2 separate regions of the Homo sapiens genome follow, and region 1 is linked to region 2. A link is an interaction called in ENCODE POLR2A ChIA-PET data of the cell type or tissue named here. Cell type or tissue: endothelial cell of umbilical vein. All regions are shown on one strand. Region 1 has its middle 51 kb from the start of RNF7. Region 2 overlaps ATP1B3 (ATPase Na+/K+ transporting subunit beta 3).

Evidence for each region. Peaks named below come from ENCODE experiments on the same cell type or tissue, not always from the same donor. Only the 100,000 strongest peaks of a DNase experiment are listed, where the experiment ranks them.
Region 1: POLR2A ChIA-PET joins it to region 2 with 5 read pairs; 3 of 35 experiments call an interaction of 5 or more read pairs at or near these places.

Annotation. Positions count from the first base shown.
Region 1 is chr3:141,685,850-141,688,349 of GRCh38, forward strand. It overlaps the pseudogene LRRC78P. Among named protein-coding and RNA genes, the nearest start is that of RNF7, 51 kb to the right of the region's middle. RefSeq lists an enhancer at 797-1,006. In endothelial cell of umbilical vein, no CTCF peak of the experiment used is centred here; a DNase peak (open chromatin) is centred at 1,132; H3K4me3 peaks cover 292 bases; H3K27ac peaks cover 551 bases.
Region 2 is chr3:141,907,496-141,909,995 of GRCh38, forward strand. The region is part of intron 3 of ATP1B3 (ATPase Na+/K+ transporting subunit beta 3); the gene reads left to right. Among named protein-coding and RNA genes, the nearest start is that of ATP1B3, 32 kb to the left of the region's middle. In endothelial cell of umbilical vein, no CTCF peak of the experiment used is centred here; no DNase peak of the experiment used is centred here.

The DNA.
Region 1 (2,500 bases), 220 kb before region 2:
TGTATTCTGCTCCCTTCCCCAGCGAGCTGTTCCTTGATGGCAATTACTTGGAATGTTCCGGAGCACTGGCTCTTCTCAGGCCCATAGCAGGCTTTGCGGAGACACAGGGGGAAGACCAGCCAGCCCCAGGCTCACCAGACACTGGAAATCCCCCTCAGCGGCTCCAAGGTAAGTGCTGAGGAACTTGGCACTAAAATCCTGTTGGTGCCACCTAAAAGGAGGACGCTTTGCTCTGTGATTAAAAGTGACCTTCTCAGTGGTCAAGTGTGATTCTTCTTCTTGAATATGTGTGGGAGACAAAATAATGGCTCCCAAAGATGTCTTTGCCCTAATCTTCAGAACCTGTGAATATGTCACTTCACATGGCAAAAGGGACTCTGCCTGTGTGAGTTAAGGATGAGAGAGGGAGATCATCTTGGATCATCCTCGTGGGTCCAGTGTAATCACGAGGATCATGATAGGAGGGAGGCAGGAGAGTCAGAGAAGATGTGACCATGGAAGCAGAGGTTAGAGTGATGTGAGGAAGGGGCCAGGAGCTGGGGTACGTAGGTGGCCTCTACAAGGTGGAAAAGGCAAGTAAACTAATTTTCCCCAGGGCCTTTAAAGGAATACAGCTCTGCTGACACCTTGACTTTCACCTTTAAGACCTATTTCAGAGTTCAGAACTCCAGAACTATAGGATCAGAAACTTGTATTGTTTTAAGGCACTAAGTGTGTGGTCATTTGCAACAGCAGCAATAGAAAACTACTATAGTGTGTTAATCAGATTCTTTAGGTTAAAAGTGAAAGCAACCAAACAGGATTAAAGACCAGTATGGGTTTATAGGCTGACATAACTGGGACATCCATGGGTACAGCTGTCTTCAAAGATGATCGAATTCAGGGGCTCAAAACACCCCACCAGGAGACCCAGAATTTGCTGCTCTTGACTCTACTTCCCTTCCAAGGGTTGGCCTTTCTCCCTCCGGCTGCAGCCAGGCTTTCTCCAAGCAGGAAAAGACAGCTGATGTGCCTGCCAACAGTCCCAGGGCTACATCATCATGACTGTAATCAAACAGAAAGTGAAAGCTTCTTTCTTCCAATGACTATGTGTCAAATCCCATACGGAGATTCTGATTGACCCTCCTTGGGTCACATACTGACCTCTTGGCCCAATCTCAGGTCAGAGCGAAATGTGATTGGCCAGGACGCATCCCACGCCCATCCTGGAGGGTAGAGCACTGTGACGGGCAGCCCTGCCAGCACCACTGGATTTGCAGTGGGGAATTGGCAGTCCCCCAAAGAGTAGGCAGATGGGAGGACAAATGCAGGACAGACAAGAACAACAGCTGCTTACTCCCCTGTAAATGGCTTTCCATAGCTGACATTTAACTTCAGCCGACAGCCACATATTAGACAGTAGGGTGAGGAGTAGATGGGAAAGAGAGGCTAAATCTGGCAACCCTATTCCATTCCCATCACGTGTGAACAAGGTTTCTCAGCATTTCAACTATAACAATGAAAAATGGAAATAGAATTGATGCTGAACTCTGCCTCATGCTAGCAGTAATATTCAATGAATACATGAATTCATTATAAAAACAAATAAATAAAACTGCACTATCCATCTCACTGAGCAATGCATTCAAAAAATTTATTTTTCTATGTAATTAGAATCAATTACATACTTCTAAAAATTGATGAAAAACTGGAGAAGAAACTTTTTTTTTTTTTTTGAGACAGGGTTTCACTCCATCACCCAGGCTGGTGTGCAGTGGTGTGATCTTGGCTCACCACAACCTCTGCCTCCCAGGTTCAAGCAGTTCTCCTGCCTCAGCCTCCGGAGTAGCTGAGATTATAGGTGCAGGCCACCATCATACCCAGCTAATTTTTGTATTTTTAGCAGAGACAGGGTTTCTCTACGCTGGCTGAGCTGGTCTCAAACTCCTGGATGGCAGCGATCCACCCATCTCAGCCTCCCAAAGTTGGGATTACAAGTGTGAGCCACCGCGCCCAGCCTGATCCCAAGAAATTTTGAAATTTGAGTATTTGTACATGTAACATTTTTATTACAAAGAAGTATAACAGGATTAGCTATAAAATCTTTTTTTTTTTTTTTTTTTTGAGATGGAGTCTTGCTCTGTCGCCCAGGCTGGAATGCAGTGGCATGATCTCGGCTCACTGCAAGCTCCACCTTCTGGGTTCACACCATTCTCCTGCCTCAGCCTCCCAAGTAGCTGGGACTACAGGCGCCCCCCACCACGCCAGGCTAATTTTTTGTATTTTTAGTAGAGATGGGGTTTCACCGTGTCAGCCAGGATGGTCTCGAGCTCCTGACCTCGTGATCCACCTACCTCGGCCTCCCAAAGTGCTGGGATTTCAGGCATGAGCCACCGCACCTGGCCTATAAAATACTTTTTAATACAAGATTTTACAGAATAAATAGAATGGAAATATATGTAAAACACAAGAAGAAAAGGGAATAATGTAAAAATGTCAATTGCTAAAGAAGAGTTTGCTC
Region 2 (2,500 bases):
CTGGGCGTGGTAGCACGCGCCTGTAATTCCAGCTACTCGGGAGGCTGAGGCAGAATAATCGCTTGAGCCTGGGAGGCAAAGGTTGCAGTGAGCCAAGTTTGCGCCATTGCACTCCAGCCTTGGCAACAAGAGCGAAACTCCGTCTCAAAAAAAAAAAAAGAGTCCCAAGTTGTGATTACATTTAGACACATCATTCTTAGAATGTGTATTACCTTCTATTTCCTTCTGTTAAGCAGACAACTGAGCAAGTGCATTTTATAATTACTTGTGAGACTGTTCTAACTATAGAAAGACACAGGGGCTTACTCATGGGTAGTAGATTTGATTTTTCTGTCTTATAATAAGGACACTAAATTTCTTGAAATGTAACATTTATTCTGCATTAAAACTAAATATTTTAATTAATAGAGCAAATCTATATTTTATGAAATAGTGTCTCTGAGGACTTGGATTTTTTTTTGCCATTTTATTTTATTTCTTTTTTTTTGTAGCTGATATACATTTATGTTGAATTTGAAATAGGTCAGTATAGTTATTGAGAAGGAAGAATCTTTTTTTTTGTGCCAGGCATTCTTTTTTTTTTTTTTTTTTTTTATTATACTTTAAGTTCTAGGGTACGTGTGCACAACGTGCAGGTTTCCAATGTAGTGCTTGCTTGGGGGATGGGAAATTATGTTTATTATTTTAAAGTTATGTCTGTGTCTGATTTTTAATACATCCGTTTTTCAAAGTTACCAGTTTGTAACGCTCTTTGATAGCCATCCTAGCCCAGTTTTTCCTCCTGTTTTGCTTGGCCGAGCCATTTATGTGAATGGTGTTAACAGTCACATGAGTAATCATCGAATGTCCTGGCCTGCTGGTTCATGATCAGCTCATCTCTTCCTCAGCCACAGACACCTGCAACTGCTCCCTAGAACATTACTTTATCTCATCTCCCACCCCGTCTTCCCTTTTATGTAGCTTAATTCCATGGTTGTTATTTCATTTTTACTTTTACTGGTGCTCTAAAATCCCAGACCTCTCAGTCTTCATGTCACACCCTGTGGGAGTACCCCACTCCTGGATAAAGCCATATAATTACTGGATGTAGCTCATCCTTCTGTGCCCCTGCCCCTGAGCAGATACTGAGCAGGACTAATTAGCACTGTGAGTACTTGAGCACCTCCCTCAAATGGACTTGCTTAACTGCCTGGTAATCCTATGGAATTTCTCTGGATAATTCTCTGAAAGGATTATTTCCAACTTTCACTCAAGCCTCTAACCCCTTACCTTTTTCCTTACAACTCACTCTCTTCATATAACCTGATTTCTTGCTTCAAGAGATAATAGAAGAACTCAGATGGGAGCTCCTCCAGTTTCCCCATTACCAGTAAAACAAATCTACAATGGCAGCCATTTTGTCTGTCACATTCTTCCTGCTCTGACTGGGGGCTGCCCTTCCTTTCACCTGAGGCCACCTGTGTCACTCCTGCTTTGGATCTCATCCTCTCTCAGTGTCTCAGAAACATACTGTGTACTCTCTCTTCTTGTGTGTATTTAGCCTTTCTGTCTGTATTGGATCCTTCCTGTCAACTTGAAAAAATCTTCAACTCTCTCCTATCTTAAACCAAAAGCTGCTTCTGATCCCACATTATCTACTAGCTGTCTTCCTAAGTCTCTTTTCCTTGACAGTTAAATATGTACTCATTATTTAAAAAAGACTTTTGTGAAAGTATTATCCGTGGTTTAATAGCTTTAAAAGGTCTGCAATGAAGTGTTCCCTGCCCTCCTCCCTTCCAGCAGAAGTCCTATTAATTTATTGACATATTTTTTGAGGGCCTGCTTTGTGGCAGGCACTCATTTGGGTTCCAGCAATGAACAGAAGAAAAATTCCTGTCTTTCTGGAGCTTAGACTCATGGTGAATTAGAAGATAGTACATCCTGAGGGGGAAAATAAAACAGAAAAAGGAGATAGGGTAAGTTGGGAAGGATTGTGGTTTTTACATGCAGAGTGGTCTGGGAAAGCCTTATGGAAAGGGAACCTTGAGGGAAGAGCTGAAGGAGGTGAAAGAACTAGCCCTGGAAATGTCCAGCACAGGAAGCAGTAGGTGCAAAGGCCCTGAGGCTTATGGTGCTGATGTGTTGAAGATTCATCAAGGAAGTGAGAGGGGCTGAATGGAGTGAGCCAGGGGAGAGCAGTAGGAGACTGAGGTTAGGGAGTTAAAGGAGATCCAGACTGTAGGTCCTTAGAACCCATTGTTAAGTTCTTTGGCTTTTACAGTGACCATGATGAGGGATTTTAAGCAGTGAACAATAACATGATCTAATTCAAATTTTTAAAGGATCCTGCAGGCTTCTCTTTGAAACTAGACTAGAAGGGGGGAATTGGGGAAGCCAGTTAGGCTATTACAATAATCTAGGTAAGTGGAGATGGTGGCTTGGCAAGGGAGAGAGCAATGAAGGTTGTGAAAAATAGTCTGATTCTGGACACATTTCTTTTTTCTTTCTTTCCTTTGTCTAT